Linked DNA regions of Homo sapiens: region 2 is linked to region 1. A link is an interaction called in ENCODE POLR2A ChIA-PET data of the cell type or tissue named here. Cell type or tissue: CD4-positive, alpha-beta T cell. All regions are shown on one strand. Each heading gives the region's core, and the rest is flanking DNA. Links, peaks and the distances in the headings are about the cores only.

Evidence for each region. ChIA-PET counts read pairs that join two places held together with the same protein. Peaks named below come from ENCODE experiments on the same cell type or tissue, not always from the same donor. Only the 100,000 strongest peaks of a DNase experiment are listed, where the experiment ranks them.
Region 2: POLR2A ChIA-PET joins it to region 1 with 13 read pairs; 5 of 35 experiments call an interaction of 5 or more read pairs at or near these places.

The regions. Positions count from the first base shown.
Region 1 is chr13:73,699,657-73,705,040 of GRCh38, reverse strand. All of the region lies in intron 7 of KLF12 (KLF transcription factor 12), which reads left to right. Among named protein-coding and RNA genes, the nearest start is that of LINC00393, 40 kb to the right of the region's middle. In CD4-positive, alpha-beta T cell, for the core only: no CTCF peak of the experiment used is centred there; DNase peaks (open chromatin) are centred at 2,130 and 2,460; H3K4me3 peaks cover 1,109 bases; H3K27ac peaks cover 3,863 bases.
Region 2 is chr13:73,041,762-73,047,145 of GRCh38, reverse strand. No RefSeq gene overlaps it. Among named protein-coding and RNA genes, the nearest start is that of KLF5, 15 kb to the left of the region's middle. In CD4-positive, alpha-beta T cell, for the core only: no CTCF peak of the experiment used is centred there; no DNase peak of the experiment used is centred there.

The DNA.
Region 1 (5,384 bases), core at 219-5,218:
TCAAAAGTATGTATTCTAATTCATTAGACAAGAAAACATTATAGAATAGATAGAATGTAAACAGTGTACTCTCTTTGTCTCACAAAATAGATTACTCTTATGTTGACCCTCCTATGTTCTATTTTTAAAAGAACAAAGTATTTAAATTAAAGTAGTTTCACTCCTTTGATCAACAAGTCTTTATTAGCACACAGCACTAATGTGTTAGGCCCTGGGGATACAGTGGTAAGAAGGCTCAAAGTCATCCACAGTACGGCACTGCTGAGTCGGCACTGCTGAGTCGGACAGAGAGGAAAACCTTCAATCACAGCGTGGTGTGAAGAGAGTGTCTCAGGGTACTATGGGGCCAACAAGTGGCATGATCAGATTATCTTTCAAAAAGTTTTCTTTCTCTACAGCATGGACAATAAATTGGTGTGCATAGGAGGCAAGACGGAGAAACAGAATCATTAGAAACTGGTCCTGGTAAAAGGTGGAAAGGACCTAAAGCAAGGTAGACCACCACTGTGGGGATAAACTGGGAGGATTGCTGGATAGATTTTAGAAGGCAGAACTGGCAGATGTAATTATCAGAGTGGGGCAGGCAGGGAGTCACACAGAGGGAAGAGTCCAAGAAATCTCTCCAACTGGAGACATTGACGATTTGGTACCTGAGTAGATGGAATTACTGTTTTTCCAGAAAAACCGGAAGAGGAACATGTTTAGGTGGCAAATGCTGAGCAAGTTTTGCTCATATTGAAGATGCTTTCAGACCACCAGTTGGAAATGTCCTGTCTCCCTCTCTGGCGCTTAGGAGAGAGACTGAGGTATAGCTGCTTAGGAGTCTTTTCCCTTATAGGTTGTAGTGGAAGACATATGAGCCAAGAGGAACACCTGCCACGCGAGAAGTTAAGTCAAAATCTTTGGAAACGTTTATGCAACAGGTAAAGGAAGAGGTCTCTGCAAAAGAAACCAAGGAAAAAGTAACCAGTCACATAGGAAAAGAAAGGTCACTACGTAGAAATGAAAACTCAGAACAGCCAAATAAAATATTGTCTTTTGACCTTGAACTTTTTACTTACACTAAAGTTCACTTTTATTATGGGATATTTTAGTTCACTTATATCGGATTTCTGGGTGAGAAGGGCTAGCCTGTGTTTGTTAACACTATTGTCTGTCCTGTGAGTAGTAGCTCACATTTGCAGTCTCCGTGCCCAGTTCTGACCAGATATCCTGGTTTATGACAGCACTAATTTAAAATGTTGAGAGGCAGGGTGAGTGGCAATTGAGACACATGCTAACTGGGTGACGACACTGGGTGAAGTGGGGTTAGTTATTGCAACGACTTCTTTAGGAAGTTATCAAAATTAAATGAGGTAATATCCATAAAGCTCTTAGAGCAAAGTATGGTACATGGAAAGTACTATATGCTTTAGCAAATATAATTTTTATCAACAATACTTATTAGAGAATATGCAGTATTATTTAGAGGAGGAAAGAAGGAACCCACTTGGTCTTCATAATACCTAATGAAAAAGATAGCCAATTAATTCAGTCCAGGCAATTCAGTAGGATGGAGACTGGCATATTGATTACTTATTTGATTGAATTGACAGGACCAAATGGACATTATGGAATAGATTGGTCTGCTTGGCCTATAAAGTACCTTTATACTTTAAAATGTTAAGAAAATCGCATCAGGATTGGCATCTGCTTACCCCAAAACTATAATTAATTGCTGAAAAAATAGCAAACAGGATCCATTTTTAACTTTATATTATTTTTATTTCTTTATAAAAACAGAAATACCCTGAATTTTGTAAATATAAAATATCCTTTATTGAGTGGGTATTATTTGCCAGGTATGTAGTGTGTGTATTTTTGAGTTTCCCAACAGTGCTGCAGGAGTAAATGGCATTCCTGTTTTACAGATGAGGAAACTGGGAAACTTTCAAACTGGGAAGCTTTCAGAAAGCTTAACTTTTTGGCCTTGGATCAATCTCATATAGGTGACTAAGCCTGTATATGGCTGTGTGCTCTTTCAGATTTCAAAACCTGTGGTATTGTATGCTGCCGTAAACTATGAAGAGGTATAGCCGCCTGGTCTGTCTGCAGACAAGTCAGGGGCCTTGTAATCTCAGCTCTTTCCCCGCCTCTAGGTTTCAGTTTCCTCATCTTGAAGGTACCTAATTTCCTTCCAGATCTAGATTCTGTGAACTTTCATGAACTAATGTAACAGAAACCAGAAGACAAGATAGGAATCTTGATTCTTGTTTTTTTCCTCATATGCAAATACCATTCCTCAAGTGAAACAGATTGTCACAGCAAATACGTTGAGCCTTGAATGTAATGAAGCTCATTTGTCAGTGTCTGGGGCCCCGTAACTTTATAAAAGTTAAACAGGGACACGTTTCAGAAATGCACTTCTGAACCTAAGAAAATGCCTGTGCTTCCTGTTGCAAAAGGTGTTCCTTTTCAGTTGCTTGAGAAAATAATAGAGAAGCTGATGAGAACATGGATGTTTTGTTTAACACAGGCTTTTTCAAACTGCACATTCCTCTTATGTGCGTTGCTCACACGTCATTTTAATATGAAAGGGCACCTGTCTTTTGTCTCAGTACACATGTACCTTTCAGCATTTCAGATGGCGAAATGGGAGGTACCTGAAAAAGTTATTTTTGTTTGGTGGGTTTTGGGAATCCATTCAATACCTGGTGTTTTCTTTAGACTTTATTCTGCCTTCTGCTGGGTAAATGTCATGGAAATGCACTTAGTGACTCTTAATCCTTTTCTTTAACCAAAATTGAAAGAGACAGCCGTTTTCATAATCCATCAGTTGGTTATTTCAAGAAAAAACAAAACAAAACCCTGATGTGAGTTTTTGTTTTCCCAGAACACTTAGTCTATTTAAATAATACCTACATTTTTATATGCTGCATATACATAGAAAGTTGTATTTAACATGAACTCCGAAATGGAGTTACAGAGTTTTCAGGATGAACAATAACAACCACACCTCCCCCACCCTTTTTTTGTGTGTGTGTGTGGTATGTCGTCTTTTTTAACATTTAGAGGACTATTTCACTTTAAAAAACAGATGCTCTTCTTATTAGTGTTGGTTAACACGTTTCTTTTTCAGAAGTTTTCCTAGTTTAGTCCAGGTTTTTCACAGAACTGGAGAAGCACAGGTTGTGGTGAAAATGGTCATATTCTTTTTTTTTAAATACAAAACCTGGAAGTGGCCTAAGGATTTATCATGGGACATAGAGACCATCCCTTCAGAATTGAAGACCTAGAAGTTAATAAGCTATACACCAAGCACTGGCATGGTATCACCCAGCTAGCCACCCGTTACCCAACTAGTGTCCTTTGATTTTTCTCTTTACATCAAAAATGTAATGTCTCAACTTAAAAACAAAAAAAACTTATTAAGATTTATTGGCAAAGAAATGCACAATACCTTTTTCTGTAAGTTTGCTCTTTCATAGATTTAATATAAGAAACCAAAATCAAAGATTATCAAATCAAAGTAAAGTCAAAACTTTAGATTATTCAGAAAAACATAAAACACATTTTTAAAGACTATTGTCAAAAGAGGTTGACTGTGTACTTGTGAGTTAGACAAAAGAAGCAAAGAAGGTAGGTAGGCTGTCTTTATTTTTAGCTTATTTCCAGAGAAAATAGTTTTGAATAACACATTTGCACATTCCTCTTATGTGTGTTACAGAATTCAAGTAATTTGAAGAATTCTAATTCAAATGAGTTTAGGGGAAATGCATTATTTCTAAAGAAATTAATAGAAATCAAGTTTCTGATCACCACTGCTCAACCTGATGCAGAGTCGCCCAGGTGCAGCAGCAGCCCAGGCCCTGGGAGGGGTCTGACTCCATTTATTGTCCCAGCCAACTCTTTTCATAGGAACATTTTCATGGAAAATTCACCATTCTGTCCCTGCTGCTGACTTCTTAAAAATTATATTTAGCTTTCTATTTTCTAGCAAGTTTTTAAAGGAAAGAAGACAAAAAAGACAATTCTGTTCTTTATGATAGCCTTTCAGGGCTCATTTACACATACTACTGGATATCTTACAAACTTAATTATCTTTCTAATTAGTTTTTTTACTCTCATCATGAAGTTAGTTTCTGCTGTCTTAATGTGTTTATAAGATTGTGTGCTTTAAATTGCTTCAAAGCACAAACATAAGATACAGTGTCCTGTTAAAACACAATGCAGTAGCTACTCAAATTTTTGGTATCCATTTCTAAAATTTCACTAGTCTAAAGAGAGCACTTATAGACTTTCTTTCCTGTTTTGTTTTGTTTTTTTTAATGAAATACTAGGCACTGGGCGTATATAATGAAAACAGGTCTCTCTTGAGCTCTCTGGCTGGACACAGTAGCCATCTTCTCTTCCCCTACCCCCATAACTCAGCCTCTAATTTTGAGGAGAGAATTGAAGATATTGTTTTCTTTTTTTTTTAAGCATGGTGAGAGAATGCTTAAATTCTAATTTTATTAATGGGGCAATGGGAGCGAAGAATATTATGCATAGGATTTTTGGGGGGATCGTAAAAGTGTATGTTTTTATAAGGAAAATTTCAAGGAAAATTCATTTTATCACTTAGATAATTAAATTACTGTTTTCTGATATACTTTCTTCCCCCTCCCCCACATAGGAAAGGTTTTCATTCCTTATTACATGCCTTCATTAGTTACTTAGCCCCAAATAGCTTATAAATTTTTTTATTATTATTTTTTCTTTTTAATTAATTAATTAATTTATTTATTTATTTTTTGAGACAGAGTCTTGCTCTGTCACCCAGGCTAGAGTGCGGTAGCACCATCTCAGCTCACTGCAACCTCCACCTCCTGGGTTCAAGTGATTCTCATGCCTCAGCCTCCCAAGTAGCTGGGACTACAGATGCACGTCACCACACCAGCTGATTTATTTATTTGATAGACATAAGGTTTTGCTATATTGCCCAAGCTGGTCTTGAACTCCTGGCCTCAAGTGATTGATCCTCTCACCTCAGCCTCCCTAAGTGCTGGGATTACTGCCATGAACCACCGCATCTGGCCTAGCTTATAATTTATATATCATTTTTATTGATTTTATTCGTGGAGTAGGGAAGTATCTGCCTCTTGTATTTCTGAGGCCTCTTCCCTTGTTTTTCACGATTGTTTATTACACTTGATCACACTTCACTTGCACTGTTTCCCCACTCTACATTTATGGGCTCAGACAAACCCTTGCTCTACCAGGTGCTGTTTTCCCTGCTGCTTCTGCCTTTAAAATAGCCATCTTAGAAACAGTTCCAAACATCTCAGCTTCTACTTTCTGATCCTTCTCATGTTGTAACCCCACTTCCCAGACTCAATAGGAAGGTAACTCATCAGTGTTCACAG
Region 2 (5,384 bases), core at 244-5,243, 660 kb after region 1:
CTATAATCCCAGCACTTTGGGAGGCCAAGGCAGGTGGCTCACTTGAGGTCAGGAGTTTGAGACCAGCCTGGCCAACATGGTGAAACCCCATCTCCACTAAAAATACAAAAAAATTAGCTGGGAGTGGTAGTGGGCACTTGTAATCCCAGCTACTAAGGAAGCTGAGGCAGGGGAATCTCTTGAACCCGGGAGGCAGAGGTTGCAGTGAGCCAAAGTCATGCCATTGCACTCCAGCCTGGGCAACAAGAGTGATACTCCGTCACAAGAAAAAAAAAAAAAAGGCCGGGCGCGGTGGGTCACACCTGTAATCCCAGCACTTTAGGAGGCCAAGGCAGGCAGATCACGAGGTCATGAGATCGAGACCATCCTGGCTAACACAGTGAAACTGTGTCTGTACTAAAAATACAAAAAATTAGCCAGGTGTGGTGGCGGGAGCCTGTAGTCCCAGCTACTTGGGAGGCTGAGGCAGGAGAATTGCTTGAACCCGGGAGGCGGAGCTTGCAGTGAGCCGAGATGGCGCCACTGCACTCCAGCCTGGGCGACAGAGCAAGACTCTGTCTCAAAAAAAAAAAAAAAAAAAGGTAAACATAGTAGAGGCAGTGGTAATAATATGCACAATTCAAACAATAAAATATCAATTTTATTTTAATGTAGTTTTGATTAGGTGTTTTTTGTTTTTGTTTTTGTTTTTGTTTTTGAGATGAAGTCTCACTCTGTTGCCCAAGCTGGAGTGCAATGGTGCGATCTCGGCTCACTGCAACCTCCACCTCCCGGGTTCAAGCGATTCTCCTGCCTCAGCCTCCCAAGTAGCTGGGACTACAGGCATGTGCCACCATGACTGGGTAATTTTTGTATTTTTAGTAGAGACGAGGTTTCACTATGTTGGCCAGGCTGGTCTTGAACTCCTGACGTCGTGATCCGCCCGCCTTGGCCTCCCAAAGTGCTGGAATTACAGGCGTGAGCCACCGTGCCCAACCTGGGTTTAATTTTGAAAAGCCAAAAAACCTGCTGTCAAGGACCATGGGGTTTGATCTTAGTGGGGCCATCCCGACATCGCGCTCTGCAATGTGTTTGAGAAGGCAGATCTGAGGTAGCATGAAATAAAGACCCATGCCAGGCACCAGTTGGACTTTAAAGATATATCTTTCAAATGTGAAAAATACTAGATTCTTCTTTTTATGCCACCAGAACGTTTTGAGGAAATGGGATCCTTTTTTTTTTTTTTTTTTGTTTGAGACAGAGTCTTGCTCTGTCGCCCAGGCTGCAGTGCAGTGGTGCGATCTCGACTCACTGCAAGCTCCACCTCCTGGGTTCACGCCATTCTCCTGCCTCAGCCTCCCGAGTAGCTGGGACTACAGGCGTCTGCCACCACCCCCGGCTAATTTTTTTTTTTTTTTGTATTTTTAGTAGAGATGGGGTTTCACCATGTTCGGCAGGATGGTCTCGAACTCCTGACCTTGTGATCCGCCCCCCTCGGCCTCCCAAAGTGCTGGGATTACAGGTGTGAGCCACCGCGCCCGGCAGAAATGAGATCCTTAACACTGTTCACAACATTATTGTTGAGGTTTGGAATCCCAGACATAATGAGCAGGGTGGCCTAATGGCACGTGGCAACAGAAGACAGAGCACACACAAAGGATGATTGAAGAGATGCCGATGCAAATTGCCCACAGCGTGTATGTATGAGGGAGAAAGGAGTCATTGAAGATTTTCCTATGATAAAGTATTTTTAAAACAACCAACAGATACGTACTGGACTCCTATGAGTAAAAACACTGAGAGTCCAGACAAAAGCGAAGCTGCTTCAGTTGAATAGAATCCCATCTAGTTTAAGTTACAATATATACACATGCAAAATACAAAACTTTATCATGTCCCAAATGCATGGTGAACCAGGAAGAGAGAGATCACTGTGGACTTTGATACTTGGATTAACCCTTAAAGAAAGCGCAAGTCTCTGCAAACTGCAAAACGGTAGATAGGAGGAAAGCGGAGGGAATTCCGGGCAAGAACTAGCTTGGTGCTTAGGGTTCAACACAGATTACATAAATTGATGAGAACAATTAGCCCCTAAATGGATCAAATCAGATTTCTCCATGATGTGTAAATAATTTATGTAATAAAGTCCAGGAGAATTTCTAACATAATGGAAAGTCTTGTGAATCAGTGTGATCATAAAGTTAAAAGACATAGCCAGGTGCAGTGGCTCATGCTTGTAGTCCTGGCTACTTGGGAGGCTGAGGCAGGAGGATTGCTTGAGCCTATCAGGTTGAGGCTACAGTGAGCTGTGATCTCACCATTCTCTCCAGCCTGGGTGACAGAGTGAGACTCTATCCCCTGACAAAAAAAAAAAAGTTAAATGATAAGTGACCCCTCTACCCTCAAGTTCCCAAAATAGTAAGTGACTAGGAGAAATTATTTGCAGCAAAAGATTAATATTCACAATCACAAAAGACATTCTTTAAAAAGCTATTTAAAGAAAAAGATAAACTGGCCAGGCATAGTGGCTCACGCATGTAATCCCAGCACTTTGGGAGGCTGAGGCAGGTGGATCACCTGAGGTCAGGAGTTCGAGACCCGCCTGACCAACATGGAGAAACCCTGTCTCTACTAAAAATACAAAAATTAGCCGGGCGCAGTGGCTCACGCCTGTAATCCCAACACTTTGGGAGACTGAGGTGGGCAGATCACAAGGTCAAGAGATTGAAACCATCCTGGCCAACACGGTGAAACACCGTCTCTACTAAAAATACAAAAAAATTAGCTGGGTGTGGTGGCACATGCCTGTAATCCCAGCTACTAGGGAGGCTGAGGCAGGAGAATCACCTAAACCCAGGAGGTGGAGGTTGCAGTGAGCTGAGATCACGCCACTGCACTCCAGCCTGGTGACAGAACGAGACTCCATCTCAGGAAGAAAAAAAAAAATTAGCCAGGTGTGGTGGTGGGTGCCTGTAATCCCAGCTACTTGGGAGGCTGAGGCAGGAGAATTGTTTGAACCCAGGAGGCGGAGGCTGTGGTCAGCCAAGATCGTGCCATTGCACTCCAGCCTGGGCAACGAGCAAAACTCCATCTCAAAAAAAAAAAAAAAAAAAAAGATAATGCGACAAACAAAAAATTAGGCAATAGGAGTAAATAGGCAATTCACAAAAAAGACATACAAATGGCCAATAAACATAGGAAAAGATTTCCAACCCCCTGACTATGAGGAAAATGCAAATTAAAACAGTAATGGAATAGCATTTTGTTCAACTGATGTACAAAAATGAGAAAGATTCCAGGAGGATGTAGAGGAAACTGAAAGTCTCATAATGTCAGTAAAAATATAACTTCTTGTGGACTTTGTAAAATATATATCTGTACAGAGGGCAATTTCATGGATCTGTTAAATATAAAATTTCGGCTGGGTGTGGCGACTCACACCTTTAATCCTAGCACTTTGGGAGGCTGAGGTGGGTGAACTGCTTGAGCTCAGGAGTTTGAGACCAGCCTGAGCAACATGGGCAAAACCCCATCTTTACAAAAATAAAAAATAAAAAAATATATATATGCATACACACACACACACATAAAAGTGTCATACACTTTGACATTCCATTTTTAAGAATTTGTTCCTCAAAATTATTCAAATGTGCACAAAGATAGGCATAGCAGAATGTTTATTGCAGCACTGTTTGTCATAATGAAAAATCAGCAGCCATCTAAATATCCAACAGTAAGTATGTAATGATCAAGTAAATGATTAAGTAAACTCTAGTACATCCACACCATGTACTACTATTCAGCAATTTTTTTTTTGTTGGAGATGGAGTCTGGCTCTGTCACCAGGCTGGAGTGCAGTGGCGCGGTCTCGGCTCACTGCAACCCCCACCAGGCTGGAGTGCAGTGGTACACTCTTGGCTCACTGCAACCTCCGCCTCCCAGGTTCAAGCGATTCTCCTGCCTCTGCCTCCCAAGTAGCTGGGATTACGGGCACGCGCCACCACGCCCAGCTAATTTTTGTATTTTTAGTAGAGATGGAGTTTCACCATGTTGGCCAGGTTGGTCTTGAACTCCTGACCTCATGATCTGCCTGCCTCGGCCTCCCAAAGTGTTGGGATTACAGGCGTGAGCCACCGCACCTGGCCTATTCAGCAATTTTAACAGAATAAAGTGTCTATATCTGTACTGACACAAGAAGATCTCTAGGCTGGGCATGGTGGCTCACGCCTGTAATCCCAGCAGTTTCGGTGGCTGAGGCAAGAGGATTGCTTGAGGCCACAAGTTTGAGACCAGCCAGGCCAACATAGCAAGACCTTGTCTCTATTTTAAAAAATGAATAATAAGGCCAGGCGCGGTGGCTCACGCCTGTAATCCCAGCACTTTGGGAGGCCGAGGTGGGTGGATCACGAGATCAGGAGATCGAGACCATCCTGGCTAACATGGTGAAACTCTGTCTCTACTGAAAATACAAAAAATTAGCCAGGCGTGGTGGCAGGCGCCTGTAGTCCCAGCTACTCGGGAGGCTGAGGCAGGAGAATGGCATGAACCCGGGAGGCAGAGCTTGCAATGAGCAGAGACTGCGCCACTGCACTCCAGCCTGGGCGACAGAGCGAGACTCCATCTCAAAAAAAAAAAAAAAAAAAAAAGAATAATAAATTTTAAAACAATAATACAAATAAAATAAAATAAAGATACAAAGAGAAAGAGAGGCCTTGTGTTTACCTGTTTAAAAAATGTTAGAACCTCACAATAACTGAGTTTAGTTTCTTAATCTACTCCACATATGCTGTAAGATACAAAGCACTGGCAGCAGCTCCTGAAAAGGAACCAGCAGAATGATCAATGTGATGCTTGCTATGTAGCATTTTACAAAGTCAACTTATGAAAGAAAGTCTGATCCTTTCAATTTTCCTGCCCAATTATTTTCGGTTGATATGTCTCTGGAAAATCTCTATCCCTCTCACCATGAATATTTGATTAAGTCTATTCATTTTTTTCCTCCATAAAGCATCCTGGTTTACACTTCGCCTTGTTTGTTTGGTGAGGTGGTTGAATGCATTTGTTTGTATGATCCTGGTAATATGTCATCATTGGAGTTATAATATGTTAATTTTTCAGAAATTTACAAAAACTAAAGAGAGGATACTTAATACCAGTGCCACCTCAATTCAGTGATATCAGTATACAAACACACTGGCCATTGTGACATGTAGCAACAATCCAGTATGTTTAATGTTTAAGAAGCCAAGTCGGCTGGGTGCGGTGGCTCACACCTGTAATCCCAGCACTTTGGGAGGCTGAGGCAGGTAGATCACAAAGTCATGAGTTCGAGACCAGCCTGGCCAATATGGTAAAACCCTGTCTCTACTAAAAATACAAAAATTAGCCGGACGTGGTGTTGGACT